Linked DNA regions of Homo sapiens: region 1 is linked to region 2. A link is an interaction called in ENCODE POLR2A ChIA-PET data of the cell type or tissue named here. Cell type or tissue: PC-9. All regions are shown on one strand. Links, peaks and the distances in the headings refer to the core of each region. The heading gives the core; the rest is flanking DNA.

What was found. ChIA-PET counts read pairs that join two places held together with the same protein. Peaks named below come from ENCODE experiments on the same cell type or tissue, not always from the same donor. Only the 100,000 strongest peaks of a DNase experiment are listed, where the experiment ranks them.
Region 1: POLR2A ChIA-PET joins it to region 2 with 12 read pairs; 2 of 35 experiments call an interaction of 5 or more read pairs at or near these places.

What each region holds. Positions count from the first base shown.
Region 1 is chr6:6,984,529-7,001,234 of GRCh38, forward strand. LOC105374904 (a long non-coding RNA gene) reads left to right here and starts at 9,568. Exons shown (of 3, transcript XR_926432.1): 1 at 9,568-9,612; 2 at 10,522-10,625; 3 at 10,796-11,297. In PC-9, for the core only: no CTCF peak of the experiment used is centred there; DNase peaks (open chromatin) are centred at 9,553 and 13,173.
Region 2 is chr6:7,144,980-7,161,685 of GRCh38, forward strand. The region is part of intron 1 of RREB1 (ras responsive element binding protein 1); the gene reads left to right. Among named protein-coding and RNA genes, the nearest start is that of RREB1, 45 kb to the left of the region's middle. RefSeq lists enhancers at 540-1,210, 1,469-1,618, 11,468-12,134, 15,517-16,478, 16,097-16,391 and a silencer at 5,818-5,983. In PC-9, for the core only: no CTCF peak of the experiment used is centred there; a DNase peak (open chromatin) is centred at 3,652; H3K27ac peaks cover 1,061 bases.

The sequences.
Region 1 (16,706 bases), core at 5,221-13,220, 160 kb before region 2:
GGGTGGGAGTCTGGGAAAATGTCCAGGCACTGACAATGTTGGAGCTGAGCCTTGGAGAATGCATATATAACTAAGCGGATGGGGCATGGCAACATGACGGATTCCAGGCTGAAACAGCACACGCGCAGAGAGGCTTCAAGGGTACTTGTATTGGGAAACGTTGATGCGCCCAGTACAGTCGGGAAACAAAAGGAGATGAAGCTGAGAAGGCAGAATGTGGCCAGATGGCGTTTGGACTTTGTCCTGTGGCAAACAGGGAGCCCATGGAGATTTTATAGAGGTTTTGAGCAAGACAGTGAATGGTCAGGATTGTCTTATCAATGGCTCACTCTGCAGTGGGGTGGAGCATGGCCTGGAAGAAGAGACTGTAGGGCAAAGAGACCAGTTCCACAGCCGTAGAAGCCAAAAGACATGGCCAAGGGACACACAAAGGCAGTAGTCTAAGGGATCCGGCTTTTCCAGGAAAACAAAAAGAAGAAGAAGTCCATAGGATTCAGTGAGATTTGGTGATGTTGAAAATAAGAGACAGGAAAGAGCTAAGACAACTTTAAGACACTCGGCTGAGGCATTTGGCCCAGAGGTCATCCTTTAACCGAGATCACAGCCAAGTTGCCAGAGAGGGGACAATGTGCCTGAGGTGCCTGCAAAACTTCCAGGAACATTTGTCCAGTTGGTTTCCAGAAATAAATGTCTGGAGTTCAGAATAGAGTTCTGGACTAGACATCCTTCCAAGCGCAAAGGAGTCCAGGCAGAACACAAACTATTGCATGTAGGGGGTGTGAATCTGGGCTAATTCAACATTGCTAAGACATTCAGAAGTCTGAAGCATACCTCTCTGTCCATAGGCATCCTTAGTGAGGAGAGCGTGGGCTCAGGAACCAGGAGAACTGGGTCCCAATTCCAGAATTCTTACTCCACACCTTATATACTCCAGTATGGTGAGGGCAAGCAGAGTTGGGGGGAAAGGAAGGATAGCTGGAGAGAAAGAGGTGTAGGCCAGGAGCAGGGTGAAGCTAGCACCTACAGGAATTCCTTCCAACCTCCTTCTTGCCCCTATAGTCATCTTCCTCCTGCTCAGGAAACACCCCTCATCATGTAGCAGAGCTGCTCAGCCTGGCTCTTGAGGTCTGGGAGGTTGAATACAGTCAGCACCACCATAGAAAGAGCCACGGGCATTTGGTAAGTGCAAACGTCAGTGGTTTGGTTAGCGCTGCATCATTTCTGGGGCTCACTGTACAATAAAAATGCAAAGCCTCCTCCAAAAAAAAAAAAAAAGGTGGCCAGGGACACGGTGGCTCACATTGTAATTCCAGCACTTTAGGAGGCTGAAGCGGGCAGATCGCTTGAGCCCAGGAGTTTGAGACCAGCCTGGGCAACATGATGAAACCCCGTCTCAACAACAACGAAAAAGAATTTCAAGACTGTGATAGTACAGCCTTAAACCAAACACCGAGATGTTCTAAGTGCAGGAACCAGGGCATTGCCCATGAAGCTGGCCCTGCCTTTCAGCTCTGAGGCCCAGGGTCATGTAGCCATTTAGAGCCTGGACTTAGGAATCAGGCAGAGCTGGATTTGAATTTCGCTTCTGTCACTTGCCAGGTTTGTGAGCTCAGACAGTTTCATTTCTCCAGGCTTTAAAGTGCTCCCCTGTAAAGTGAAGCTAACAGTACTTGTTTCGTGATGTTCTAGGGAGAATTAAATGATAAGCATGTGTATACAATGAACCTGACTCATATAGTAGGAGCTCAATAGCTGGTAGGATTTTGCATCCACTGCTCAGCTCCATCTGCTCTCAGAAGCAATAGTGATCTCCACTGCAGGGAAGCAACAGCTCCTTAGAAGACAGTCAGTGGTAATCCTGGCTTGTCTTGGTGAAAAACATTTTCAGACTAGGCACTCATAAAATGACATGCTTTGGACACTTTTTGTAAATATAGCAGCAAAACAGGAAACAAGGCAATGTTAAAGGAAGCCTCTCTCCCCCAGGAATGAACTTGCTTTCATCATGTTGCATTGCCCACATGGTACTGGGAGGCACATGTATGTGGTGCTATAAATAACATGTTCTACCAGGAAACCTTGGCTGGTGCAGAAATGAGTGGTCCATTTACTGAAAGGGATTAGATAGATGTTGTACATCGAAAACTTGTTGATTTCATCCCTAGGATGCTTATTGAATCCCTGTGCAACTTAGGCCATTGTGATGAAAGGATTGAAGAAACCTTGTGTGCTTTAGTTAACTGGCAGATAAATACAGATCTTAAATGTATTTTCCTAAAAGTCTTGATTGATAAGCTGTAAGAGTTTATCCAAAGCATGTTAGGACTCCTGTGGCAGGCCAGTGGGGAAGCTAAACATGTTGGGATACGCCAAGGAAGGGTCAAAATCAATTGAACTGCAGTACTAGCACAAGCAAGGAAGATGACCAGAACTACAATATGCAGGGTCCTAAGAGAGGCAGCCTGGTTTGTCCTCAGTCCATAGAAATATTCAAGATGTGTACGGTGCAAGAGTCAACTCAAGGTGCTTCTGTTAATCTCTAGAGTCAAAAGTTCTGTGTATACACATAGCTAATTTATGAGGCTCAAGTCAATCCAAAAACCAGTTGTCACAAAGGCCAGTTTATGAGATGAACATTTAACTGGTTTCCCAGTCCTCTGATGAGATAAACCAACCTAACCTCCTAAATATCATAATTTCATTAATAAAATGAAATGTGGAATCTTTAATAGACAATATCTTTATCCTAGGAGTCACTCTATTGTCTCTCATCTCTGGGAAGTTATTAGGACAAATATTTTAGGCAGTTGGAAACTTTGAGGCCCTTCAAATGACACTGCAAAGGCATCAACCTGGCTTATGTGTGCAAAAACCAAGCCTGGGCAGATAGATCCATAGTGGATATATGCCTTGCATTTTCAATATCCTTCCACGTTAGGGCACTTCCAAATCTATGAGCCCCACTTTCCCAAGGTGGAAGCCAGCCTCCTTCCTCTGCAACTACGGCAAAAACATGCGTTTTAACCTCAACCAATCAGATACACCTGCATGCCTTATTTTTCCAGTTGTGTTACAAAAAGTTCCAAACAGGAATAATATAGAGAGAGAAATGTGGAGACGATGGAGGCAGGGGCACAGTTTGTTAATCTCTCTGAATTCCCACAAACAAACGAAACAGATAAAGCAACTAGAAAGCAAAACCAAGTTACCATGGACAATTACAACAAAATTAGGTCACAACATTTTCCCCACAGACCCCAAAATACAAGCTCATGAGGATACAGCACCAGTAGTCACATAAGCTGCATCGTCTCTGTGGGAGGAAGCAGAGCAACACAAAAGGGTGTTCCAGTGGGTCTGAAAATTGGAGAACCTGAAAGTAGCCATGGTATTTAACAGAGAGCTCAGTGAGGCCATCTGCGAACAGCAGCTGAACTGGAAGGGCTTTCGCCGAGTAGGTGAGTATAAGAGGCTTTCAGTAAGGATCAATGGGTCTGCAGAAATCCAGCTCCTGTGAATTCTAGAAACCAGCAAGTCAGGCTCCCTTTCAGAACAGAACCCCCCCACTGAGACACTTCTGGGAGTGGAATTTTTTTTAAAAAGGTAGGCAGGGACAGAGGAAAGAGTCCAGTTAAAAGTGAGAAAGAAGAGAGTCAGGAAATCTTGAGAAACGAAACTAACATATTTTTAATTGCTGCATGAAAATAGCCGAAAGGCCGGGCGCGGTGGCCCATGCCTGTAATCCCAGCACTTTGGGAGGCCAAGGAGGGCAGATCACAAGGTTGGGAGTTCAAAACCAGCCTGGCCAACACGGCAAAACACTGTCTCTACTAAAAATACAAAAATTAGTCGGGCGCAGTGGTGGATGCCTGTAATCTCAGCTACTCGGGAGGCTGAGGCAGGAGAATTGCCTGAACCCGGAGGTGAGGTTGAAGTGAGCCGAGATCGTGCCACTGTACTCCAGCCTGGGCAACAAAGCGAGACTCCTCAGGAAAAAAAAAAAAAAAAGAAAAGAGCCAAAGATAAAATTTCTTTTAATTAATTTTTTTTCTCTAGAGACTGGGTCTCACTGTGTCACCCAGGCTAGAGTGAAGTGGTACAATTATAGCTCATTGCAACCTCAGACTCCTGGGCTCAAGAGATCCTCTCATATCGGCCTCCCAGAGTGCTGGGATTGCAGGCATGAGCCACTGCTCCCAGTCTAATTTGTTTTTTTTAATTGAGGCAGAGTCTCACTGCATTGCCCAGGCTGGTCTTGAACTCCTGGGCCTTAATCCTTCCACCTTAGCCTCCAGAGTACCTGGGATTACAGGTGCCTGCCACCATGCTCGGCAGGAGATAAAATTAGAAAGAGTACTCTTAACCATGCCTCCTTCTAAAAGGTCAAGAGACTTAATTTTATTTATTTATTTATTTATTTTCTTTTTTTTTTTTCTTTGAGACAGAGTCCCACTCTGTTGCCCAGGCTGGAGTGCAGTGGCACAATCTCAGCTCACTGCAACCTCCACCTCCCAGGTTCAAGCGATTCTCCTGCCTCAGCCTCCCGAGTAGCTGGGATTACAGGTGCCCGCCACCTCACCCGGCTAATATTTGTATTTTTAGTAGAGTTGGGTTTCACCATGTTGGCCAGTCTGGCCTCGAACTCCTGGCCTCCCAAAATGCTGGGATTACAGGCGTGAGCCACCGAACCTAGCCTTAATTTTAAAAGTAAGCAGAAAAAAAAGATCAAATCCCATCCGAAGTTATTATAAGAAAAAAAAGAATAAGAAGCTGAAAAACATCTATATAGATAATGAAAATCTACTAAAAGACATGCCCAAAGAAAATATCAAAAATATCACTTTCTAGTTGAAAAAAAAAACTGAAATACATTTTTAAAGGCTATAAGACATAAAAGAACAACATAAATTAAAACTAGGAAAAACTTAGAAATGAGGTGATACAACTCGGTAAGTTAATTGTATATCAAAGATAACATCATTTCAAAAATGAAGAAAAACTAGAATGAATAAATACAGTCAATAATGCCTTAAAGGAAATAGGAAATAAAAAGACATTTTAAAAATCAAAATAAGGCTGAGTGCAGTGGCTCATGCCTGTAATCCCAGCATTTGGGGAGACCAAAATGAGAGGATCACTGCAGTCCAGGGGTTTGAGACCAGCCTGGGCAACATGGGGAAACCCCATCTCTACAAAATAATTTAAAAATTAGCCAGACATGGTAGCATGTGCCTGTGGTCCCAACTGCATGAGGAGGCTAGGGCAGGAGGATCACTTGAGCCCAGGAGGTTGGCTGCAATGAGACGTGTTCATGCCACTGCACTCCAGCCTGGGTGACAGAGCAAGCCCTATCTCACACAAACACACACACACACACAAAGTCAAAGATAAAGAAAAATAAATAGGATATGAGGCCAGGCGTGGTGGCTCACGCCTGTAATCCCAGCACTTTGGGAGGCCGAGGTGGGCAGATCACCTGAGGTTGGGAGTTCGAGACCAGCCTAACCAACGTGGAGAAACCCCGTCTCTACTAAAAATACAAAAATTAGCCAGGTGTGGTGGCACACGCCTGTAGTCCCAGTTACTTGGGAAGCTGAAGCAGGAGAATCGCTTGAACCCAGGAGGTGGAGGCTGCAGTGAGCCAAGATCACACCACTACACTCCTGCCTGGGTGACAAAGTGAGACTCCGTCTCAAAAAATAAAATAAATAAATAAATAAATAAATAAATAAATAAATAAATAAATAAAGGGGACAGAGTACAGCATGCAGTGACTACATGCTCAGGCAAAATTGATGTAGTATGACTATGGGGAAAATAGGGAGACCACGTGAAGAAATAATATTTAACTGCTCACAGTAATTCTACTCATGGTGGTAGCATTCATATTGGTAGTCTGAGACTATTGTGTGCTCACTACAAGATAAAGTAAATGAGTAATTAACTATAGGATGTTCTAATTATATAATCTCCTGTATATATATAATTTTTTTTTTTTGAGACAAAGTCTTGCTCTGTCACCCAGGCTGGAGTGCAGTGGCTCAGTCTTGGCTTACTGCAACCTCTGCCTTGTGGGTTCAAGCAATCCTCCTGCCTCAGCCTCCCAAGTAGCTGGGATACAAGCATGCACCATGCCCAGCTAATTTTTATATCTTTGGTAGAGACAGGGTTTCACCATTTTTACCAGGCTGGTCTCAAATGCCTGACCTCATTCAGTGATCTGCCTTCCTTGGCCTCCCAAAGTGCTGAGGTTACAGCGGTGATCCACTGCCCCCAGCCCCCATGTATTTTTGAGGACCAAGATTTTCAGTACAAAAGAAAAGATGCATAGATTTAACACAGAAAAGGCAAAAGTTAAACACCTAATCTAGATCTGAATTGGAAATACCAGTATAAATGCATGTGTTGTTTAATCTTTTACCTTAAAATAGATATAATTGTGTATATATGCACACATATACACATGTACGTATACACATATACAGATCCATCAGCCTGAAACTTCTTGTCATACCAGATAGTGAGGAAACCATTAAAGACCACCAAGAGCTGGGTGCAGTGGCTAATGCCTGTAATCCCAGCAGTGTGGGAGGCCCAGGCAAGAGGATTGCTTCAGCCCAGGAGTTCAACATCAGCTTGAGCAACATGGTAAGACACCATCTCTACAAAAAAATTAAAAATTAGGTGGGCAGATCACCTGAGGTCAGGAGTTCGAGACCAACCTGGTCAACAAGCTGAAACTCCATCTCTGCTAAAAAATGCAAAAATTAGCTGGAAATGGTGGTGTGCTCATGTAGTCCCAGCTACTGGAGAGGCTGAGGCATGAGAATTGCTTGAACCTGGGAGGCAGAGGTTGCAGTGAGCAGAGATCGCACCACTGTACTCCAGCCAGGGCGACAGAGTGAGACCCTGTCTCAAAACAAACAAAAAAATTAGCTGGGCATGGTGACACACGCCTGTAGTCCCAGCTACTTGGGAGGCTGAGGTGGGAAGATCCCTTGAGATCAGGAGGTCAAGGATGCAGTAAGCTCTGACCATGCCACTGCACTCCAACCTGGGGACAGAGCAAGACCCTGTCTCTAAAAAATATTTTTTAAATAAAAATAATTCTTAAAAATAAAGACCACAGGCCAAGCACGGTGGCTCACGCGTGTAATCCCAGCACTTTGGGAAGCTGAGGCAAGCAGACCATGAGGTCAAGAGATCAAGACCATCCTGGCTGAGATGGTGAAACCCCATCTCTACTAAAAATACAAAAAATTAGCTGGGCGTGGTGGCACGGGCCTGTAGTCCCAGCTACTTGGGAGGCTGAGGCAAGAGGATCACTTGAACCCAGAGGCAGAGGTTGCAGTGAGCCAAAATCGCGCCACTTTACTCCAGCCTGGCAACAGAGTGAGACTCCATCTCAAAAAACAAACAAACAAAAAATAAAGACCACAAAAGTCATGTCAAAAGAACTCAAGAACCAAATTAAAGTGGTTTCCACTAGAAAAAGATAGAACAATTTGAGCCTCAAAAATGAACTACAACTGGGGCTGGGCACGGTGGCTCACACCTGTAATTCCAGCACTTTGGGAGGCGAAGGCAGGTGGATCACTTGAGGTCAGGAGTTCGAGACCAGCCTGGCCAACATGGCAAAACGCTGTCTCTACTAAAAATATAAGAAAAGTAGCCGGGCATGGTGGTGCTTGCCTGTAATCCCAGCTACTTGGGAGGCCGAGGCAGGAGAATCACTTGAACCTAGGAGGAGGAAGTTGTAGTGAGCCGAGATCATGCCACTATACTCCAGCCTGGGTGACAGAGCAAGACTCTTGTCTCAAAAAAAGAAAAAAAAAAAAAAAAAAGGAAAGAAAGAAAGAAAAAAGAACTACAATTGACTGAAGCTCAAATATGTTTTAATGCATGAAGTCATATTGATTTTCTTTTTTAAAAAAATGAATTGGCCACCTTTAAAGGATGATAGGGTGCTAGAGAACCAATTTTCATGAATTTAAGAACTAATAAAGGGAAAGAACCAAACATTTATCTTGCCTTTCTATTATAGCCTGACCAACCTGTAATTAAAAATAGCTAAGGGGAAGAGTGTCCTTATTAAACTATTCCAATTTCCAAAAAAAAAAAAATTTAAATAGGCTGGGCACAGTGGCTCATGCCTGTAATCTCAGCACTTTGGAAGGCTGAGGCAGAAGGATTGCTTGAGCTCAGGAGTTTGAGACCAACCTGAGCCACATAGCAAGACCTCATCTCTACTAAAAAAAAAATTTTAATTAGCCAGGCATGGTGGCACTCACCTGTAGTTTCAGCTACTCAGAAGGCTGAGGTGGAAAGATCTCTTGAGCCCAAAATATTGAGGCTACAGTAAGCTATGATTGCACCACTGTGCTCTAGCATGGGTGACAGCAAGACCCTGTCTCTAAAAAAAATAAAATAAAATAAAATAAAAAGGTTTTGTTTTAAAAGAAATGGCACAATTACAATATCACCATTTTGTAACTTCCAAGGAATTAATGGGTCTAGGCAATGATTATCCATAGCTGCTATCATCAAAAAAATAAAGTCCACCAGATATTAGTGCCTTCTGATAAAAGAATGTCACAGGTGATGCTGCGTATGTCATAATGGATCACATTATGACACATGCTATATCAAATTTTCTCATTTTGGAGATGCTAAATTTGATCACTTGGTTAAGGTGGTGAATGCATGTGATTTTGACCTGGAGAAGATTATTTTTAAAAATAAAAGAGCCGGGCGCAGTGGCTCACGCCTGTAATCCCAGCACTTTGGGAGGCCGAGGCGGGCAGATCACAAGGTCAGGAGATTGAGACCATCCTGGCTAACACGGTAAAACCCCGTCTCTACTAAAAATTAAAAAAAATCAGCCGGGTGTGGTGGCACACACCTGTAGTCCCAGCTACTCAGGAGGGCGAGATAGGAGAATCACTTGAACCCGGGAGGCGGAGGTTGCAGTGAGGCGAGATTGTGCCAAGGCACTCCAGCTCGGGCGACAGAGCGAGAGTCAATCTCAAAAAAAATAATAAAAAAAATAATAAAAGAGATGTTTTTTCAAAAACAGAGGAAGTCACCCAGGATCCATTCTGGCAAGGTGGCAGAGCACAAGGAAGGGAGATGTCTACCTTTCAAGGGTAACTTGGCAGAGGTTCTCACAGCAATGCCTCACACCCAGTGTTGGCAGCAGTCAGTATTCTACTGGAACAATCTGGCAATGTGATCAATGTAGTTCAGCTATTGTTTTTAAGAACAAAGCTCTCCTGGAAATTTTCTGAGCTACTTAGTTGCTATTACTAGATTTTTTTTTTTCCTAGCATGGATTCTGTTGTTTGTAACTAAAAGACCTGACTGATACAGGATCCAAAAGATTGACAACTGTGTGTGTGTGTCTGTGTGTGTGTGTGTGTGTGTGTGTGCCCTCACATTCAAATTAATGAGTCTCCAAAATGCTATTGATTTCTCCAAATGCATTTTAAAAACCTAGGTTGAATGACAAGAAGTTATTTAACTTGATTGATGATTGCCTCAGAAAGCCTTGAGGAAGATAAACAGAAGCTTGGCTGTCCTGGAACTCTGTATTTCACAACTGTTGGAGTGCATGTACAGTAATCTTTGATTTTATATAAGCCTGACAAGAGAGTGAGCATGACAAGCCTTTCTCAGAAAATTCTTAAAGAATCATTTGTTCTCAGCTGGGCATGGTGGCTAACGCCTGTAATCCCAACACTTTGGGAGGCCAAGGTGGGGGTATTGCTTGAGGCCAGGAGTTCAAGACAAGCTTGGGCAACATAGTGAGACCCCATCTCTAGAAAAAAAGTTAAAAACTTAGCTGGGCACGGTGCTTCATGCCTGCAGTCCCAGCTACCTGGGAGCCTGAGGTGGAAGGATCACTTGAACTCAGGAGTTAGAGGCTGCAGTGACCTATGATCAAACCACTGCACTCCCACCTGGGTGATAGGGCAAGACTCTGTCTCAAAAAAATGAATTTATTTATTATTATTATTATTATTATTTAATTAGAAAAAAATAGAGATGGGATCTCGCCATCTTGCCCATGCTGGTCTTGAACTCCTGGACTCAAGGGATCCTCCCCCTCGGCCTCCCAAAGTGCTGGGATTATAGGCATGAGCCACCATGCCCAGTCAAAAAAAAATGTTTAATTAAAAAAAAAGAATTGTTTGTTCTGGAAGCAATTAAGTCTAAAAGCCCACTCAGTGTTACTGTTGATTCCATATTTGCATGTCTCTTCTGTACCACACTTTCTGGTAGTCTCTACAGGTTATTTTGCATATATTATATTGTGGTAAACTGTAACAGTGTTCCAAAATATTCACTGCCTCTGCCAGGAGAGAATTCTATTTTCTCTTCCCAGTCCTGTCAGGCTTGGCCATGTGACTTGCTTTGGCCCACGAAAGGTGAGGAGAAGTAACGCAGGTCACCCTGGGCTCTAACAGCCGGTGTGGGCTCTGCCAAGCTCTCTCTGTCCTCAGCTTCTCTCTGGTGTTCCAGATACAACCTTTCAGTCAGCATGAGTCCCAAGGGAAGATGACTTGGAGCGGAGCCTCAGCGCATCCACAATGGTCGTAGGGCATCAATATATGAGGGATAACGTGGTAAGACACTGAGCTGGGGAACCCCGTGCAACCTACTCTATCCTGCCTAATACGGTATTCATTGCTTATGATTGATAATAGCTACTATTTCATCAGCACTGTTTGTAAACCAAGCACTTGTGTTCTTACAACATTATTATGAAGTAGATATTCATTTCTCCACTTTACAGGTGAGGAAACAAGACCTGTAGAGATTAAGGAACTTTAGACCTGAGTTTAACCAGCTTTGAGACCTGGGCCTGAGTCTGTCTAAGGCTGAGGCTCTTGCCTCATGTTGGAAAACCAGCTACATTGGAAAACCTCCTGCATATCCTCCACAGCATTTGTGATCTCTTCCCTGAGCTCACAGAAGCACCCAGCAAATGCTTACAAATGACTAACTGAAGGGCAATGACTTGAGCACAGCTGCTGAATATGTGAATGAAGAAATGACTACAGCCAGTTCCTGACTTGCAACAGTTCCACTTACGATTTTTTTTCCTTTACAATGGTGCAAAAGCAGTAGGTATTCTCTACACATCTCAGCATATGGGGATATGTCTGATATCCCCATCCTAAATTGAAAATACCATAAGTCAAAGGTTCAATATTTTCGCCGGCCACACTGGCTCACGCCTGTAACCCCAGCACTTCGGGAGGCTGAGGCAGGTCACTTGAGCTTAGGAGTTTAAGACCAGTTTGGACAACATAGTGAAACCCTGTCTCTACAAAAAAAGATAAAACTTAGCCAGGTATGGTGGTGCATGCCTATAGTGCCAGCTATTCAGGAGGCTGAGGTGGGAGTATCACTTGAGCCTGGGAGGTGGAGGCTGCAGTGAGCCAAGATCATGCCACTGCACTCCAGCCTGGGCAACAGAGCCAGACCCTGTCTCAGAAAACAACAAAACAAAAGGTACAATATTTTCAACTTAGGATGAGCTTATCCAGACATAACCTCATCGTAAGTAGAGGAGTGTCTGTATTTGTTGAAAACTGCATTAGGTAAAACTGTCTAGAATCTCTCATGTAATACAAAAAAGATACAGACCATATCTTCAAAAACTAGATAATAAAGAGGTGAAATGGACCAAATATAATATTTAGAAGTGGTGTTGGAAGAAGGCCACACATTGGCCAGAGGACTAGACCAGGAATCCAGGGTCTGCATTCTAGTTCCTCCTACAGCTGTGTGCTGTTGGTAATCATTTTAACCTCTCTGAGCCTGTTCCATCACACAAAAAGATACTAATAAAACCAGTTCTAGGTGTCGAATGAAATAATATATGTGCTATGTTATGAATGTGTTTCCCAAAATTCATACGTGGGAAACTTAATCCCCAATGCAGCAGTGTTGGGAGGTGGAGCCTCTGAAGAGATCTTCAGGTCACAAGGGCTCTGCCCTCATGAATGAATTAGTTCCCTTTCAAAATGGGCTTTCAGTAGTGGGTTCATTCCTTCCTGCTCTTCTGCTATGTGAGGACACAGGTCCCTCTCCTCCAGAGGACACAGCAAGTGCCATCTTGGCAGCAGAGAGCAGCCCTTGCCAGATGCTGGAGCCTTGATCTTGGACTTCCCAGCCTCCAGAACTGAGAAATAAATGTCTCTTCTTTATAAATTACTGAGTCTCAGGCATTCTGTTATAGCCGCACAAAATGGACTACGACAACATGTAAGTCACTTTAAATTCTACAGTGGGTTGAAATGTCCCAGCATGGGGCCTGTCTGAACAGGAAAGTGGGTAAGTTCAGAAGAGGACTAGAAAGATGCTTCATCCAAGGGCTATAACCCTTTGTGGCGGGGCACTTGAAGAACATAGACTTTTTGAGTTACTGAAGTGTCTCTTTTATAGAATATATAATGCATATTGATTTTTTTTATTTTGTTGAAACTTCTTGATTTAAGAAGCATGCCACAAATTGCTATAAAGTTATAAAAGAGTAAGAAATTACTAAATTGGAGGCATCTCCTGTACAATCTAAAATTCAGGACCCCTTGTGAGAGGTCACTTGCTCCCTGTCGCCATGGAGGGGCATGGGATCTGTGCGTAAACATAAAATCTCTATGCACACATGTGTACACTTGCAATTAAGCCAAAGAATCTGCAGAGTATGTTTAAACCAGTGTAACACACCTCTCAGTCATCTTCACCCCAAAACGCTTTACAATGGAAATGGACTTTGTGCTCTGGGTTACTGAATTCTAGTCTTGGAAATATCCTCAAGCACGTGGAAAAGGAACTCGCACTTACTGAGTGCCCTCTGCGTGTCACAGACTTTACATAGGTTATCTCTAATGCTTATAGCAACCCTTCCAGATCTGAAGTTTAAGAGGCTTATATAACCTGCTCAAGGTCACACAGTTAGCAGGTGACAAAAGATAGATAACAAAAGCTACTGAAATCCTAGTTTATCTGACCCCAAAGCCTAGGTGCTTCCTCCTAGACCAGGGGGTTGGCAAATTACAGCCCATGGGCTAAGTCCTGCCCACCACCTTTGTTTTTGTACCACCTGTGAGTCAAAAACATTCTTTACATTTTTAAACAGTTGAGAAAAAGAAGAAGAATTTGTGGTGCGTTAAAACAATATGAAATTCAGATTTCAGTGTCCACATGTAAAGTTTTGTTGGAATGCGGCCCTGTCTATTTATTTACCTATCGTGTGTGGCTACTCTTGCACCACGATGACAGAGCTGATTGGCTGCAACAAAAACCATATGGCTGGCAAAGTCTAAAGTGTTTGCTTCCCTGGACCTTTTAATTTTTTTTCTTTAAGTAGAAATGGGATCTCACTATATTACCCAGGCTGGCCCCAAACCCCTGGTCTCAAGTGATCCTCTTGCCTCGGCCTCCTAAAGTACTGGGATTACAGGTGTGAGCCACTGCACCTGGCCTGCTTCCCTGGACCTTTACAGAAAAACTGTGCCTCCCCCTGCTCTAGAGCCTGTAGCCCTGTAGGTGATCCTTTTACGGATGAGAAAACAGAAGTCCACAGAGATTTAATAACCGTGTCCCAAGTTAAACAATCTTGGGAGAGATGCAGGTCTGACAGATGAGAAATCCTAAATCATAAATGTGCTGAGTTTCAAAGAAGCTCATAGATGGGTCAGCAAACCTGGCTGACCGCGATGGAGAGAGTGAGTGAGTGGAGTGGAGCAGAGCAGCCCAGAAGCTGCAGAGGTCATAGCAGAAATTCGGGCTCTGGTGGAGAATGATGCAATCAATTTGGGAATCTGAAATGACAAAGAGACAGAATATCCTGCCAGGAAGACACTGTCATCTGCAGCGTGGAGGCCGGATTAAAGGAGAGCACTCAAGACTCACTTGCCAGGGCAGAGTAAATCACTCTCAGAACTTGATCTTTCACTCAGTGAAACAAATAAAAGAAAATGGTAATAAACAAAAATCGTGGTACTATTGCAATTAATTTGTTCATAACATATTAAGAGAACGTTTATAAAATATGATTGTTTTTGTAAAAGAAATTGCATATGTATTTGTGTGTGTGTATCCATAGGAAAAAGCAAAGATAGATTTACATCAGCTTTCCAATGGTAGCTACTTCTACAGAGAGAGAGAAAAGAGAGGAGGGAAGCTCTCGTGTTCTATTTTATACAAAATTATATCATTTGAATTTTTATCTTGAGAACATAATATTTGCAAAAACTTAAAAACAAAATAAGTGATCTGTTATCTGTAAAATAAATAGACTGTAAAAGATTGTTTAGTGTCAGTGTGGAAGTCACTAGGAGGTAGCCCCCAAAAGCCATTAGGCTGGTAAAAATCTAAGCAAAGCCTGTAAACCAGTTCATTGCAAGATCTGTAAACTAATTAGCTGTATGATGCCAATACCAATTTCCTGGTTTTGATCAGCATATAATACTACATAAGATGTCACCATTGCAGAAGCTGAGTGATGAGTGCATGGGACCTCTTAACACTGTTTTTGCAACCTTTTGCTTTTTAGAAGTTTAAAATTGAAAATTGAAAATTGAAAAAGAGCCGAGCATGGTGGCTCACGCGTGTAATCCCAGCACTTTGGGAGGCTGAGGTGGGCAGATCAGTTGATGTCAGGAGATCGAGATCAGCCTGGCCAACACGGCAAAACCCCATGTCTACTAAAAATACAGAAATTAGCCAGGCATGGTGGTGTGTGCCTGTAATCCCAGCTGCTAGGGAGCCTGATACATGAGAATCACTTGAACCTGGGACACAGAGGTTGCAGTGAGCCAAGATCGTGCCACTGCACTCCAGCCTGGGCAACAGAGTGAGACTCTGTTTCAAAAAAAAAGAAAAAGAAAATTTTAAAAGCGGCTGAGCATAGTGGCTCATGCTTGTAATCCCAGCACCTTGTGAGGCTCAGGTGGAAGGATCACTTAAGCCTAGGAGGTCGAGGCTACATTGAGCCCTGATCTCGCCATGGCATCCTAGCCTGGGTGACAGAGTATAACCCATCTCAAAAAAAAATAAAAAAAAGAAAGTTTTAAAAGAAAACTACTAGGTGGAACTACATGAAGTTGTAATATTGGACTGTTTTTGACCCACAAATATGGCAATTTCATATAGTTAACTCTACAGTTAATCTAGGGAAAGGTGTAGCTGAATTAACTGTATTTGAACCTGTCTGAAAGAGCTTTGGCAACAGATGGAGGCCGTCTGCATGGGGTATGGCAGCTTCAATTCAGCAAGCCTCCTGAGGACTTCATGGTTTCGAGGGGCAGCTGTGGTCCTGGGGTTCAGCTCCCTCTATTCTGACTCCCCCCTCACTAAGCAGCACTGGTGCTGGGAACATGGGTTCCCCAGTCCCTGGGAAGATACGCAGCTCTTGACATGCAGGCTGATGATCCTTCCCTGAAAAGTTTTGTTAGCAAAAGCTGCGCAGCTGGAAGAGTTCTGGGTGAGTGGACAACATTATGCTTCAGGTCCTAGAAAGCTGAGGATAACCCTTAAGAGTGTGGTGGTCACAAGCCAGCACCACCCCTCGGGGTAGCCAGGCTCTCTCTGACGTGGCTTCTGCATGGTCAGCACTGACCAAAGACACAAACAAAGGGTGGACCTCAAAAGACCCAAAGGAGAAGTAGGATGCCTCAGCAGCTGCTCCACAGAAGCAGCCACCGTGGTGCCGTGGCAGCCCTTTGGACAGGGCTCCCAAATGTGCGGAATACTTAGGCTGAAGGAAAAGAGCACATTCTGGCCAGGCGCGGTGGCTCACGCTTGTAATCCCAACACTTTGGGAGGCCGAGGCGGGCAGATCACCTGAGGTCGGGAGTTTGAGACCAGCCTGACCAACATGGAGAAACCCCATCTCTACTAAAAATACAAAAATTAGGTGGGCGTGGTGGCACATGCCTGTAATCCCAGCTATTTGGGAGACTGAGGCAGGAGAATCACTTGAACCCAGGAGGTGGAGGTTGGGGTGAGCTGAGATTGTGCCATTGCACTCCAGCCTGGGCAACAAGAGAGAAACTCTGTGAAAAAAGGAAGGGAGGGAAGGAGGAAGGGAGGAAGGGAGGGAGGGAGGGAGGGAGGGAAAGGAGCACAGTCTCTGTTATAGGCAGAGTTTGACACAAATTTCCCAGGCCATAGAAACTCTGGGACTGGACTGAGGAATAAATGACCCTAGGTTATTCTCCTCGACAGCAGGACACCAATAAAATCGCTGAGAAAATTTGTCAAATACATTGTTTCAGAAAGAGTATTTGCATTTTCAGTGTCAAAAAAAAGAAAGTAAACTAAAACTAAACTTAATTTTAAGTCTTAAAATTAAATGGAGTATTTATTTTTTCCTTAACGTCTTTTGCCTGTTACCAGTACTAAAAAGAAATATTTTAGAAAGGTGTTAAACATTTGGGTGAGAGAATAGCTGAAGAAAGCAATACCATGGGCAACCACTGAAGTGCTCTCGGAGAAGAGCATGGAATGAGAAGAGTGCATTACTTTGCTAGTGCATTGCAAATGTCAGACTGCATTACAAATTCATAGACTGGGGGGCTTAACAGAAGTTTATCAACTCAAAGTTCTAGAGACTGTAAGTCCAAAATAAAGGTGTTAGCAGAGTTGCTTCTACTAAAAGGAAAACTTCAGACACATTAAATTTAGCAGAGTTT
Region 2 (16,706 bases), core at 3,130-11,129:
ATAGTTAAGGGGGGAAAGTGTAATCTTTTGTGAGAGTCATGCTTTCTTCTTCGTCTCACCGTGTAGAGGGGAAGATCTGTCTTTTTATGATTAAAAAAGACACCCATTCTTTCCACTACCTGAAGAATCTTGAAGGTCCATGTGAAGACAAAGCAGCCATAAACAACAAGTTAGAGGGAAAACGAGCTTGTGTGTTAGTGCTTCCAAGAGCAGTTTTCTCAGCTCTGATCTGTTGTAATTTTCAGAGCAGGTTTACATGTGTGGTCGCATGTTTTGGTGGTTGGTTTTGACCTGGACCTTTCAACTGAGCAAAGTCTCCTTGGACTTTTCTCCTTTTCCCATAGTTTCTTGCTGGCTTCTACCTGTGATTAGTATGTGTGTTGCTTAAAATGGCAACTGAAACATCACCAGGAATTTTCACCAGGTAGAAACTGCTTTTCCTGTATCAAAACAACCAGTACAGCTTAGCTGATGCTTCTGTTGCTAAGCAGGTAAATTTCTGGTCTTCAGGCTGCCCTTATTAACCCTGTAAATGCCTAATGTCAACCGAAGAAGAAGAAGAAAAGAACTTGATGCTTCCTTCTCACCTTAGTGCTTTGTTCAAGTGCGTGAAAACTGGACCTAGCTCAGCCTAATTTCCATGTATCTATTTTAGAGGACCTAACCTCGATTAACCTATTTTGCAGGGTCAGGAGGAGAATTGGGAGATGGAGAGGGCCTGTGAGGTTGGTAGTTTCCAGTGAAATGTCAGCCCCAGTAGCTGATAGTGGAAGTCTTATACTAGATGACCAAAATTATGGGTTTATTTCAGCCAGTAATGGGCCCCGTCTTTTTCTTTGGGACTTTTCTCTGCCTGTAGCTGCCCCTATGCCTGTGGGGAGAAGAAGAGGGAAGAAAGGGGTTGCTGTTTGCATCTATTTGCCAGAAAGGAGTTAACAGAACATACCGCAGAACAGGTTGGGCAAGACTGTTAAAGCCAGTGCCTTCCTCTCTCTTTCTCTCTCTCTCTTTCCCTACCCCCTACGCCACCTCTCCGTATCCCTCTCCTTCCTGCTCTGCGCACCGTCTCCCCACCGCCCCCCAGGACTTTAATACATCTTCAGACTATACTCCCCCCACCAACACACACACACAGATACACACACACACTTCAGTATCTGGCTTTCCTTCTAGGCAGAACATGGATGTGAATAAAACACTTTGTGGAGCCTGTTGTGTGAGAAGCAGGCAGCGGCTGTGGGCCTCAGCCTTGCCATCTGTTTCTAGAGCAGTCTGTGGCCCGCTTACCATGCCCTCTGTCATGTAACATAGGCCCCATTCAGCAGCAGCATTCTTGAATGTGCATTTATGTCTCTGTGGGACCGGGGGTAGATGGCCTGAGAGGGGGAAAGCAGGAGATGGGAGGGGAGGAGGCGAGGTGGGGACGGAGAAGGAAGTGTGTGCACACGCAGACAGCCTGGGAGGGCAGTGAGGTGGAGTCACTGCAACTCGGTGCCAGCAAGTCAGGAGACATTACTGCTGGAAGTATCCACAGTTAGCTCTGACTTAGGGGACGTCTTGTGGCCATAAATGTGGAGGAACCGAGCTCTTTAAAAGCCAGTTTGGGTCTGATATAAGTTCTGCTTCGTGTTTGTGTCCATTCACTCCGTAAACATACCATATATAGTCATGTTTGAGCTCACTATAACACACATTGCAAGGGAGCCGCTCATAGTGCACACATCCTTTGGCTGTTAGAAGCAGACTCACATAGGCTATTTCTGGTGTGTCGTGGCTTTCTTCTTTCTTTTTTTTTTTTTGGTGGGGAGGAGGTGGTGGGGGAGGGAGAGGAAAAGGAGCTCTTTTTCCTTCCATCTTCACACTGGTTGGAAGATGTTTCTGATTCTAGTTTGTCTGGCACTCTGAAAGCTAAGGAACTGTATTGTCATGGCAGAAGAAACAATTCTCTGTGTGCATCTGTTTTAGAATGAAACCGTACTTTTCTTAGTATCTTAACATCACATGCATTTTGTAGTTTATGGTCTCCAGTCTCCAGCTGTTTTTGGAGCACCTTCTAACTTTGAGAGGGTGAGCTCTAGCCTGTAAAATGGACTGTGGGTGGCTCGTGGAGAAGGTGCCCTGGTGTGCTTTTCTGTGTCCTCTCTGGATTCTCCCTGAGCTGTCCACCTCTGAAGCCTGCTTCACCTTCAGACTGCCAGGGCAAGACATGCAGCTTCTGCAGAACTCATGGCAGCCGTTTTCCACTTGGCCGAGCTGGGTCTGTGAAGCAGAGAGGAATCAGTAATAGGAAAGAAATGTAGTTGTTTTTTTCCCCCTTAGAATACCTACCATACTGCATTTCAGCTTGGAGTGCGCAGCATGAGGCATTTGTGGTTCAGAAAAGAGGTCTTCCTTTTTCCTCCTCCTGTTTTCTTTTCCTTCCTTCTCCCCAACTCCCCAAAGGCTTACTGCCTTTCTTCTCAGGCCACGTGTGTAGATAACCTTTGAGGAAAAGATGGTTTCCGTGCTGGGATATTTGGATATTACCTAAAGGGACAAGATGAGCCCTTTCTTTGCCTTGTTTTCTTTCTCTGGCCTCATCAGAGTGAATTATATCTGACTGTGTGACAGTTAATTGTACCATCCATCCCGTGTCCTAAGCTGATAAGCCCCTCTCTGTCTGCCTCCATCAAGCTTCTTTGTTTGAGAAGTTCCTAATGCAGTAGGAGAACAAAGTGACAGTTTTCTTATTTACTGAAGTCTCTAAAGCACATTCATAATGCTCTTCATTGTATCTTTCTTATAACTTCATTCCTTCAACTTAGGTAATTAAATTGTTCCATAGTACCAGTGATTGATAAGTTAAAACTTCCTCAGAAACATCAGTGAGTTCAGGAAAAAAAAAAAAAAGTTTGTGTTTTAAGCTGCGTGTATTCATTCCAAACTATTATTGGCTTGGTAGACAGTATTCACAGTAAGACACTGGACACTGCTGGATTGCCAATTACCATTGTGGATATAGCAGTTGATTAGCTAGCTGACTCAAAAGTAGTATATTGCTTATGTAGAGGTCGCTTATTTGGCATTCTTCGGTCCAGAATATTCAGCCGATGTGCTTGCGAGTGAGTGAGAGCCAGCAGGGTATACGTGGGGGGAGAGGTATGTAAAATAAAGTTTTCAAAGCCACAAAGGTGTTAGGAAGTCCTGGTACTAACACTCCTACCTTGATTCCCATTGATCCTTTAGGCCTGCACTTCAGCACTATTTATTCTTACTGTAGATACAGCCCTGGCCACCTTGTCTCACATTTTCCAGTCTACATTTCTGAGGCCAATGTTGGGGATGGAAAAAAGCCATCAGAAGGAGACACATTGACAACAAGCAGAAAAGATGTTAGGGGATGAGACAAGAATTCAAACGGCATGGCGGATTCCCATTGGGGGAATTTCACAGACTGGACAGAGGAGCCCTCTGTGTTATTTCTTAAAACTGCCTGTGTATCCACAATTATCTCAGGAAAATTTTCAATTGAGAAAAACAAGCATGGCCAACAGAGCCATGTGGTACAGTGGCAAAAGTAAAGTGGGGGGGGGTGGGTATGTCACTAGTTTCCAGAGGCAGCCTAGTGTAAGTTGTTCATCGTGATGATCCTGAGTCACCCCCACAAAAGGCTGAATTAATCATACATTGATTCACCATGCTATGCTTAAGGAAACAGGGAAGTTTGAAAGATACTTTAGAATGATTGACACCCAGGAGTTTTATATGGAAAATTAATTTCTGAATACTTTCCTTCCCCCTCAGTGATGTGCAGCTGCTTCATGAGTTAACATGACGTGTTAGAATAAACCTTTCAGTATAGTCAGACATATACTAAAATATTATATATTTTGCCCAGATTTGTAGAAAAAAAGTTATTCATTAACAGATTCAGATGATGTCCAAATACCATACCAGGTTGTCTGTATTCCCTTTATTTTTTGAGACAGAGTCTTGCTCTGTTGCCCAGAATGGAGTGCAATGGCATGATTTCGGCTCACTGCAACCTCTGCCTCCCAGGTTCAAGCAATTCTCCTGTCTCAGCCTCCCGAGTAGCTGGGACTAGAGGCGCGTGCTACCACACCCAGCTAATTTTTGTATTTTTAGTAGAGTCGGGGTTTCACCATATTGGTCAGGCTGGTCTCAAACTCCTGACCTCAGGTGATCTGCCCGCCTTGGCCTCCCAAAGTGCTGGAATTACAGTTGTGAGCCACCACGCCTGGCCATTTGTCTGTATTCCTAATGTGAATTGTGCATATTTATCACCAAAAGAATATATAAAATGTCATGGATTTTTAAAAGCAAATGATACCAAAGATCCCTAGGTACCAGAGAAGTCATAGACATCCTGGAAAACATAGTCTCTGTAGAAAAGGAATACTGAACTTAAAGGAAGTCTCAAGTTAAATTTAAACCATCAAATGGTGAATTGGAAGGAAGGAGTGCCCTCAACTAAGACTTACTGTAAAAAACCATAGAATTTTAGAGCTGGAATGGACTTGAGAGGTGACTTGTTCTGTTTTTATGAGTTTGTCTTCATTTTACCCAGTGTTCTTCCACAATTCATGTCTGTGCCCAGAATTGAACAACTCACCTGGAATAGTGTCCACATGGCTTTTTGGCCATGAGGAATAATCCTAACTTGGAAAATAATAGGTATTTACTCAGCAGAAATTATTAGGTTTTGGGTTTTGTTTGTTTTTTGTTGAGACAGAGTTTCGCTCTGGTCGCCTAGGCTGGAGTCCAGTGGCGCAATCTCGGCTCACTGCAACCTGGCGCCTCCCAGGTTCAAGCGATTCTCCTGCCTCAGCCTCCTGAGTAGCTGGGATTACAGGTGTGCACCACCACGCCTGGCTAATTTTTGTATTTTTAGTAGAGACGGGGTTTCACCATGTTGGCCAGGCTGGTCTCAAACTCCTGACCTCAGGTGATCCACACACCTCGGCCTCCCAAAGTGCTGGGATTATAGGCGTGGGCCACTGCGCCTGGCCTGGTTGGTTTTTTTTTTTTTTTATTCTTTTTTCAAGGTTATTTGCTAATTTTATTCTTCTCAGTAGTTCCATTTTATAGGTAGAGAACACTTCAGCACTCCATGGTGCTATACCAGACTCTTTCTTGGCCTTGTTATATATTAATGGACATTTTCATGGAAATCCCAGGGTTGAAAACTCCCCAGAGTTGCTAATACCTGCTACTGGTTCTCAAGTGGTTTGATATTATATACATAAGTGTGGAGCATTGCTGGACCCAGGTTTTAATAATCAGATTAATAGATACATTTGAAACATTGTCATATTAGCTTTTAATACTACTGAATTTAAGTCTTCTGTGCACTTAGGTTTGCTGTAACGCATGGTTAACATATATAGGTTGGTATAAATTTTTCTGTTCCTGATTCAGATAGGGTTTTTGTGTGTTTTGGGTTTTTTCTCCATAAGAGAAATTGTTCCCTTTGAAATTTTAATTAGTTTTGAAATTAAACTATAGTTGTGCATATGCATGGCAGCTATACCTCCTGATTGCTATGCTGAAGGTAGAAAGTATTCTCTTGTTGTATAGACATTGGTCATACTGTCAGGCAAGGGAAATGCCACTAATTTCTGTTTCTTGAATTGCATACCAGAAATAGGAATTCGTTGTCTGACTGTTAGATGCTCAGGGCAGATGGAAAAGTAAGAAAAACCAGGACTTCCCAGGAAGCAAGTGGCAGATCTGTGTGCTGACTGTTTCAGGGTGGGGATGGCACAGAGGGGGCTTGCAGGAGAGATGTGGCCGAGGGTGGAAGAGCTTGTCTTCGGTGCCTTGTGATAAGCGACCTGCAGCCTGTTGCAATGGCGACTGCATTTGAGATGGTGTGCTTGTAACATCCGCCGGGTAGGCGGAGCCTCAAGGACACATGTTGAGAGGTTGGGGTGGTGGAGCCAGGAGGTGCAGTGAGCGAAGCATCCAGGCGTGGATTTGAACAGCTGCTGGCCGCCCGGAGATCAGCCTCCATGCATCAGTCATAGGCACAGAGAACTCATCCGTGCGGCTGGAGGCTGAACATGGAGAAGGAGGGAAGGGAGCTGCTTTTTCAGTTAATACTCTTGATGCTTCCAGAGCAGTTTAAAGATACTGCGGAAATTTGTTGGGTGGTTCATTGTTTGTTTTAAAAGCTTTGCCCCCTTCACGTAATCCTATCTTTTATTTAATATAAATGCAATCAGTCTGCTTTAAACACTGACTAAAATTGCTTTTACTAGATATTGTATTATGTATAAGGGGGGAGCTGAGGCCCAAAGAGAAGAATTTGATCAATTGATTTAAGGTTGTTGGAGGATTGAAATGTTACTTGATTGCTGGTCTTATCCAGGATTTCAAGATTTCAAGGAAAAGTGGACAATGCCTGCTTTTATCTAAGGGATTTCAGCAGTCATATGATCTACAAACCAGCCCCCAGGAGCAGCAGGCCCTGGCAACCTCTGTGCTATGGAGTCCACGCAGAACAGGGACTTCAAAGTGCTTGGGGTGTGCTGGCTTGGGAGTCATTTCGCTGAGAACTGGTTTTGGTCATGGCCTTAACATCTGCATAGATGTTGCACATTGCAGGCACATGACACTTGAATGGGCTGAGATTTAGGTGCAAGTTGGTAGAGCTTAAAGGGGAGGTAACATTAGTGAGGCCAATGGGCAGCAGCCCCACTGCTGAGCACACACTGCAGTTCCCTGCAGGGTCAGGGAGAAGGTGGCCTTGCCAGGTTGAGGCTAGGAGCAGAGATCATCTTGTTAAGTTCTCACAAATCAATTACTGACACGGGAACAGTGTGTAAAAGTCTGAAACCACAAATCTTTTTGGACATTTTGGCTGTATAAAGCATATCATTTATAAGCTCCCAGGAATTTACTTATAGTTTGAGTGTCTCTTGTGATGAACAGGACTATGGGGGAGAAATAAACCAAGCAAGTGAAATCACAGAAACTATGTGAAATCACTTTTAGATGGCTTTCGTTTTCAAAACGTTGGATATTCTCACTATATTTCCCTTGTAGGTACATACACAAGGACATTGATTTGAGGATGCATTATGAGTTTTAGAAAATCACCTTGCTAAATAATAGGGAGTTCTGGGGCTTTATGGGAGAGTGATAGTAAGATGTGATGCTGAGTTTTTTAGCTGTGTGTATAAGTCCACTTGGTATCTAATTGCACATTATTCCTGTTGTTTCCAGTATCCTAAGGGAACCTCTCTCAGTGTTAGCTCCTTATGAAAAGTACAGAAATAATCCTGTTTTAGGGTGTACATGATGACTTTCTTGGTCTCTCTAATTTCTTATAAGTGGTGTATTACATGATTTTAAAAATAGACCTTCACTAATGTTAGATCTTTAGGTTTTCATTATTGTTAATTGACTTTTTTTATGTCTCCTGAAAGACAGAAATGAAGAAAATAATCCACTCACCAAAAAACCCAACAGTTGCTGAATAGCTATGAAACATATGAAAGAAATTCAGCCTTTAGCATTGGGGCCTTTTTATTATTCTCAAGTTTGATTTTACAGCTGAGCTATAAATGTGACCAAATGCATCACATGAGTGTTTACCTTTTTTTTCCTTTCCTTTTTGGCCACATGGAAGTACCTAAAGAGATGGAATGTGACACACCCAGAGAATGAGGCACTGGAGGGGCCTATGAACTTGAGAAGGCCAGGAGCAGCAGGGTCCCTTCATCTCAGTGCTTAGCTTTGCCAGTGCTAAGTGGGAAGCAGAAGTCACTGAGCTCCTTAGCAAGTGAGTTTTTAAAATGTGTGTGTGTACACAAAGGAGTTGTTCCAGTGCTCTCTGTAGAAAGTGCTAGAGAGAATTCTAGCAGGAAATTCCACCACCTTTGAGATTAGTTGTCAATCCCACTAAAAGATAGCCCTCCAAAGAAGTGCTGCTTTGCTCTGCAGACCTGAAAGGTCCTATGCGATTCTCTTACATACTTCTTAGTTCCCTCTCCCCAATTCTTTTAATTTTGTGTATTTCATGAATTTTGTAGTCTTAAGTTGTTAATTGAGGTGTTCTGGATTGTAATGTGTTTTGGTGTGTGTGTGTGACAGTGAAGGAGGTATTAATCTTTGTGAGAGGGTTTTTTTTTTTTTTTTTTTTTGAGGAAAATATTTTTAATGTTTCATTCCACAGTCTGGTAAGTTGTATACTGTTGACAGCTCATTACCTACATGTTAAACTGCAAAATGTTCCTAGATTAGTAGAACTATTATTTTTTTTTAAAAAAAGTAGCTTTGTGGTTAAATTCTGATGCCCTTAAAGAGATCACTTTCTCCTGTTTTGGCAAAACAAGTTATCAGTCCACACGTGATTACATAAATAAAATTGAAACCCTTTACTCTTGCTCCTCCCTACTCAATTAAAGTCAAGGGATTCCAGTAGTGGTATACACACACACACACACACACACACACACACAAATCCTCCAATGTATTTACTTTTCACATTTTTAATACATTTTAGCGGACTGAGCTTTCTAAATTATTAGCAACTAGTACATAATCATGTTGCAGTAAATAATTTTTTTAGTTAGTGAGAAACAGACCGAAAATAGGAGGTTAAAAACAGTTCATCTGTTTTGGTGAATAGAAGTGAATGAGAGTAGGGTAGAAATTCTGGCTGATTTTATAAAATATCTCAGATCTGTTTGATAGGTTGGGCTTAAGACTGATGATGTGGGCATCCTCTTTATAATGAAGTCAGGCTAAGCGAAGCTATGTTGAAGTATCAAACAAAGCCTGAAATCCCAGTGGCTCAACCCATAAAGTGCCGTTGCTTGTTGGTGTAGAATCCTCTGCAGGTCTGGCAGCTCTCTAGTATAGCTCCCTTACAAGTGGTAACCCAGGGATCCAGGCTGCTCTTGTCTTATAGCTACTCTGTCATTACACATGCTTCCAGGTTGCCACCACAAGGAAAGAGCTAGTGGGTTACATACTGACTTTGAAAGGCTGCAGTCTGGAAGTGATGGCTGGTACTTGTGCTCACAGCTCATTGGCCAGGACTAGTCATGTGACCTGCCTGACCACAAAGGTATACGGTTGCCAGGAAATATGGAAGAATATGTGGATATTCTTTGAGCAGTGAGCATCTTTGCTTTATTCTCCTTTTCCATTTCATCTCCATAAGGTTCTCTATGCACATAAACTAGATGAAGCTTAGGCCTGAAGCCTAGAACATAATGACACTTTGGTTCTCAAAGTGTGGTCCCCAGACAAGCAGCATTAGCATCACCTGGGAACTTGTTAGAAACACAGATTCCTAGGCCCCACTCCAGCCCTGCTGAATCAGAAATGTGGAGGTGGGGCCCAGAAATCTGTTATCATAAGCTCTCCAGGTGCATACTAAAGTTTGAAAATGACTGCCCAGTGGGAGTACAATGTTTGTAGCACCTGTTGAACTCATCACTGGGGACGTGAAGGACTAATAGACACTTGCTAATGTGAACGTACAGTATGTGTGCTCAGGTGTGAGCATGTATATGATAATAAAAAGCACTGAGGGATGGTATCATGTGTGCCAGACAGGTTTTAGCACTTTATAGATTTGACTAATCTATTTCTCAGAACAGTCATATGATTTCAGTATTATTATTGTCTCCATCTCACAGATGAGGAAATTGCAGAACTGAGAGGTTCCCTAACTGTCTAAGGGTCAGGCCACTTACCACTGCTGGCAAGTGGTAGAGGCAGGATTTGCGATGTGGTTCCAGAGCCTACTCCTTAACTACCATGCAATTCCGCTTGTTCATCTTTGGGTGGTTACCCACCGGGCCTTAAGGTAGTCTTTTCATTTTTTCTTGAATGGAGACAGTCTGTCAGAGTTCGCAGGAAGTGTGGTGTGCTGGTGACAGTTCACATTCCAAGTTAAGCCCCCTTACCACGAGCTTCATTCGTTGGTGGTTTACGTGTGGGGGGTGCTGGTGACAGTGTTGGTCAATACTAGAGGGGCATGGCTAGGCAGCAGCTGCCCAGTCATTTAAAACTGAACAATAAATAGAACGGGGTTGTTAGGGGCGGAACGAAGGGGCCTAGTGGGAAGTGGTTTCTCAGAGGGAGATAGTTCAGTCGCACTAGAAGAATATTTTCTTCAGTTAACCTATGTGTAATTTTCAGGCTTATGAGAAGAAAGGCCCTGTTCTCATCACCCTCCCTTTTGATTCTTCTTTGGTCTTTTTCCATCATCCATCTGCCTGCCCTGAGATGCTCATCTGAGGCCTGATTCCATCAGGTGGTCTGAAGAAGGTTTCTATGAAGTCTTTATGAGCTGGACTTCAGTTTTGTTTTGTTTGTTTGTTTGTCTGAGACAGAGCTTTGCTCTGTTGCCCAGGCTGGAGTGCAGTGGCACGATCTTGGCTCACTGCAACTTCCGTCTCCCGGGTTTAAGCGATTCTCCTGCCTCACTCAGCCTCCCGAGTGGCTGGGATTATAGGCCTGTGCCACCACACCCAGCTAATTTTCATATTTTTGGTAGAGACAGGGTTTCACCCTGTTGGCCTGGCTAGTCTCGAACTCCTGACCTCAGGTGATTGGCCTGCCTCAGCCTCCCAAGGTGCTGGGATTACAGGCGTGAGCCACAGCATCCGGCCAGGACTTAAGTTTTAATAGAGAAAATGTGTTTTCCCTTCCAAGAAACCTGATAAAATAGTTTCCTCCCCTTGCACTTGGGAAATCCAGATAGAGTTAGATGTGATTTAATCTTTTGAATTTTGAACTGATTGAAAAGGATTTTCCAAGTGACATTAAGAACTTGCATCCTTTTAAATTTTTTAATTATTAACTGCATTTTCTTTCTTCCAGGTGGGTCTATTATTTGTTGTTGTTTAGGTGTCCTTTGCTGGCCCATGTATTCCCTTGGCTTCTTTGTCTTTTGTGTTCAGCAGACTAGAACTGAGACAGCTCCTTGGCAGCTCTGTCCTGGACAGTACCGGCTTTAACTCTAGGTAGAAGATAAAGATAGCATCACCCCTTTCGGGTTTCATGTTGGCTGGGAACAGCTGCTAAGCTTTGTATAACTCACAAAGTAACATTTCATTCCAGATTTGCTGAAATTTTTAGTTTTCTGCAAGCCAGGGCTTAACCACGGGGTTTTTTCTCATTCACACTTAAGAGTCTAGACTTTTCGTTTGAGAAGCAGTTGCTTGTCTTGGAGTTTAGTAATTGAAGGGAACAGAGGTGGGAGAGGGAGGAAATTATTTGCATAAGTTGTTTTAAAGCTCCGTCCACTTCCTTTCCCTTCATCACTTTAAATGGTTTAATTTGCTTAGGTACTTCAGCAGAGGTGTAGATAATTGAGGTAAATCTCGAGTCAAATCTAAACAAAAGAAAGAACTGACCTAAAAAAGAGCAACTGAACTCACACTAATTGAATCACAGATTTGCTCAGACCAATCTAACCTGTGAGGAAGGCCAGGGAACACTGTGCCCTTGATGTGCTTTTTGCCTCTTAAGAGGGAACACCAGCCAGTCCCTTGTGGCTCTCCCAGCCACCTTCCGCACTGAGCCACATCTGGGTTAGAGCTGCAAAATTCACCCTGAAAAAAATGTGAAAGCCATTTTGGGTTGGACATTTGTAAAACAAATTTTTTCTCCTTTTGGAGACCTGGTGCCCTTGGTATTTGTATATAGAATCCACTTGTTTATTCTTGAGGAGAGCAGCTATGTGTGTGAATTGGGCATCCGTTGGAAGAAACATAACAGGCTTGCCTGTAACAGCTGGAATATAGTTGCAGCCCTTTGAAATAAGACAATCTTAGTTTTCCTTCCTTCTCCTTAGCCAGCCATCCAGCGTAGGAAACAGGATGCTGTGTACGTACCCTGAGTAGGAGGAGAGGGTTCCAGAGTGCCACTTGGCTGCTCCTGTGTACCCATTCTTGTTCAAGAGCACCTTGAGATCACATGGTCTTAAATGCCAAAGCTGACCAAGAGCTGCCCCTCTGTTCAGCTTCGTCGTCCCTGGCTGTTGGGGAGGACTTTGTCTGTCTGACTGCCGCTGGGCTGCCTTGCCCCAGCTCCCTGGGGTCCTTTGCTCCGTAATCCATCAGCTCTTCTTTTCTCTTCTTCTTACTCATAGTATAAGACCCGACTGCCCATTTTTTGGAGATGACTAATTAATTAGTAAAATATTTGGCTGGGCGCGGTGGCTCACGTCTGAAATCCCAGCACTTTGGGATGCAGAGGCAGGCAGATGGCTTGAGTTCAGGAAGTTGGAGACCAGCCTAGGCAACATGGTGAAACCCTGTCTCTACCAAAAATACAAAAACTTAGCCAGGTGTGGTGGGGCGTGCCTGTAGTCCCAGCCACTTAGGAGGCTGAGGCACAAGAATTGCTTGAACCCGGGAGGTGGAGGTTGTAGTGAGCCAAGATCGTGCAGCTGCACTCCAGCCTGGGCAACAGAGTAAGACTCCATCTCAAAAAAAAAAAAAATTGAGTGCCTACTGTGTGCACATGTACCCTGTGTGACCATGGGCCAGGCACAGTGGTTCATGCCTGTAATCCCAGCACTTTGAGAGGCTGAAGCAGGTGGATTGCTCGAGCCCAGGAGTTCGAGACCAGCCTGGGCAACATAGTGAGACTCCGTCTCTCCAAAAAAAAAATAAAGTTAGCATGGTGTGGTGGTGCGCACCTGTGGTCCCAGCATTTGAGAAGCTGAGGTCGGAGGGTTGCTTGATCCTGGAAAGTCAGGGCTGCAGTGAGCCATACTCCAACCTGGGTGACAGAGCAAGACTCTGTCTGTCTCTTTGGGAAAAAAAAAAAATCCAACTTACGAGTTCTCTTGTGCTCCCTCTCCACTGTTCCTCTTTGCTCTTTCATCCCTCCTGACTCCAGAAGAGGGCTCTACCACTCGCTGCTAATGCCTTCACATTTGTCTGGATTCCTGCCTCCTGGGGACCTCATCCTTGCCAGCCCCTGTTGCTGTGCCTGTGCCCTACCAGGGGTGTTTTCATGTTCTCATCAGTGACCCTGCTTAGCCCTGAATATCATCAGCCGGCTCATGCCTGACTTCTCTGTGGAGGGATTCATCCCACGTGCATTCTTCAGGGTATGAATCCCACAGGACCAAGACCTTCTGGATCCCTTTCCATTTCTTCACATTCAAGAATCTCTGCAAAAGAATGTAGCCTAACCCCCCTAACAATCTAAAACTTCTTCCCAAGCACCATTTAGTGCCCCAGGACACTTGCCTGTGGCCAGAGCGACTCTCTTCCTTTCTGCCCTTTCCATTGTCTACCCCACCTGCCTCCCCTTTGAAAGTTGTTCAGGTTTAACTTTCCCTCCCTATTCCCTTTGTTCCCGTTTGTAGGCAGGTCTCCCTCCCCTGCAATCCCATACCATGTTCAAACAGGTTTTCTTAAAACTCTTACATCACTTTTCTCAGCCTACACCCCCTACTGCCCCAGACCCAACCCCAACTCTCCCACCTCCTGTAATTTGCCCACTCCACACACACCCTCTGTAATGAGGCCCCTGCCCTTCAGCAGGACCTGGCTCCTGGGCTTCTTGTGGTACTTCCTGGGTATCAGCTCCCTCCAGCCTCCACCTCCATACCCTTCCTCTTACACTACCCCAGTCCACTAATCTCTGCTTTTTCTAGACCTAAAATTAGAATTGTATAGACAGCACTTAATTCTCTTACCTTCCCAAGCTTTCTTTTACCTCTTACCAAGTGGTAAGCTTATGGAGTTCCCCACCCCAACCTAGTAGTGGATCAGGAGTTACTAATTGAAGTAGCTGACATACATTTTTATCATCAAGAAATATTTGAGGGCCTAAAGTAGAGTATTTCACCCCCAAATCATTTGAAGGTAGATTGTGGGTCCCATTTGTTTATTTTTTTCAGACTCTTTTTTTTTTAAACCTTGATAGCTTAAAGGCCAGGAAAAAACTGATTAGTTTTCATCTTCAAAGGACACAGGATAAAAGAAGGACTGAGCCAGCTCACCCCTACCCTCCAAACACCTTTAAATCACAGTCACTTTTCCCACTCCCCTGGTTGTGACTTTTGAATTTTATAGTTGATATAATCCCTCCTTTTATAGCCGATTTATGCACTGCAATTTAAGTAAGCAGAAATGTTCAGTGCATAGGGGGACTCAGATTTAATGATTGTTGACTTAAATTTAAAAGGATCACTAAGGCCCCTGTACCTCTTACTTATTGCAAAACAAACATTCTCCGTAAGACCACCCTCTATTCTGTGACCCCTTTGAGGTTCCTAGGAATTGATAGGTTGTGGGCCATGTTTACACCCACAGGAGGACTTCTTTACAGAAAACCTCCCCAGCATCTTTGATGGCCTAGATGTGTTCACAGTCACACTGAGAAAGTTTTAACCTGATAGTCATCATTCAGAAACTAACTCGAATCCCAACATCATTCCTGGAATAACGGGACAGCCGCATAGATGGGGCTCACAAGGATGTCTCCCCTCTCGTTCCTTTCCAGAGGATGAGTTCTGTTTTAAAATTATAACTGTTTATTACAGGCACTGGGCGGATTGCTTTAGGAATTGATTTAACGAATGTTCACTGGGTTATTGCCTTGTGTCAATAATGTTTTGAGTGAAATATCAAAACGCTGATGAGATGGTTTATCTCATCTCATCTTTACAAGAAAAGGGAAGGTTAGAGGATTTGGTGTTGCCAGTGTTTTTACTTATTGTTGGTGGCCTGCCTGAAACTGATGGCAGTAGTAAGTAAGGAAAAAGCCTGCCAGTCTCCTTAACTCTCCAAAAGTAGGATTAAATCTGCTGAGGGTCAGACCACTGCCGTAGTTCTGTCCTTTCCTGGAAATCATAGATTCTTTTGAAAGGCTGATCAAATTTATGGACTATTTTCCTAAAGCTGAATACTGTCTGCATTTTACATGTGGTTTCAAGGGTATGACTCTTGCACTTGTCTACAGAACAAGGCTTATCAACCTAAGCATGTCATCTGTTCAGCTCAGCTGGCCCATAGTTGGCTTGCAGTACCTGTTATAGATTGAGAGAAACAATGCCTACTGTGTGCCAGGCACTGAGCTACAGACTAAAGATACATAAATTGGGGGAGGGAGGGCAGGGTGCAATTAAGGACTGAAATTTGATCACTTTCTTTTTTGCATTTTTTTTTTTTAAATGAGACAGGTTTTCCCTCTGCCACCCAGGCTACTTGAGTTCAGTGGTACAATTATAGCTCACTACCAAGCCCAGCAAATTAAAAAAAATTTTTAGACACAGGGGTCTTGCTATATTGCCCAAGCTGGTCTCAAACTCCTGGCGTCACGAATAGTTGGGTCTTTCTGGTATATTTTCAAAAATTATGTTAAGTTTTTTTAAAAAAAAATAGTGACATCAAATTATACTTAAAAAAGCACTGTATTCTCATGATACATACGTTGTTTCAGATTGCCTTTTCTAGACTTTATCCATAAGTATAGCATAGAATCTTAAATGTGCCAGCTAGCTTTTTAAACTTGACCTAACTTTATAAACATTTTCCCATGTTTTCACACATTGACTTTTTTTTGAGACAGGGTCTCAGTTTGTCACCCAGGCTGGAATGCAGTGGTGTGATCACCGCTCACTGCAGCCTTGACCTCCTGAGCTCAAACAATCCTCCCGGTTCAGCTTCCTGAGTAGCTGGGATTACAGGCGCACAACACCACACCTGGATAACTTTTTTTTTTTCTTTTTTTTTTCTTTTTGAGACGGAGTCTCATTCTGTCACCAGGCTGAAGTACTGTGGTGCAATCTCAGCTCACTGCAACCTCCGACTCCCTGGTTCAAGCAATTCTCCTGCCTCAGCCTCCTGAGTAGCTGGGATTACAGGCACGCGCCACCATGCCCAGCTAATTTTTGTATTTTAGTAGAGATGGAGTTTCACTTTGTTGGCCAGGATGGTCTCCATCTCCTGACCTCGTGATCCACCCGCCTCAGCCTTCCAAAGTGCTGGGATTACAGGCGTGAGCCACTGCACCCGGCCCACATCTGGGTAACTTTTTGTGTTTTTTGTCTAGATAGAGTTTCGCCATGTTGCCCAGGCTGATCTCGAACTCTAGGGCCAAACCGATCCTCTCGCCTCGGCCTTGCAAAGTGCTGGGATTACAGGTGTGAGGCACAGTGTCCAGCCCACATTGACCTTTATGTTTGAGGTGGGACCAGGTTCAAGCAGGTTTAGGGTAGATGGGGCAGGGTGGGGATGACTCACCTGGGAGAGGTCAGCCTGCTTATGACACGTCCCTCTATTGTTGGTTTCATGGATTATTTCCCTCTATGAACTGAAACTCTAGTCAACACTAGGCAAAGTAAGTTACTTTGAGATCCACTAACTCCCCTCCCAAGCCTGCAGGTAAAACCATCCCAGATCACCTTTATTCCTGCTTTAGGGTTTAAAAACCCCAGGAGGCAAACAAATTAAAGACTGCAGATGTTCTTAGGATGGTTAGACTTGACACAGAAGAGAAAGAGGTACAACTGTTCATAGAGTTCAGTTTGACAATTAACATGTATATTAGTATGGTTGCCTGTGTTTGTGTTATGTTTCACTGTGTTTCATCTTCCTGTGCCTGGGATCCCCCATGCCCTCCTTTCCTATCTTTCTCAAAACCAGCTGTTTTTCCCCATCTGCTGCATTTTGGTTATAGATATTTATTTGTAGGTTTGCTTTAAAACAAAACTCCTCTAA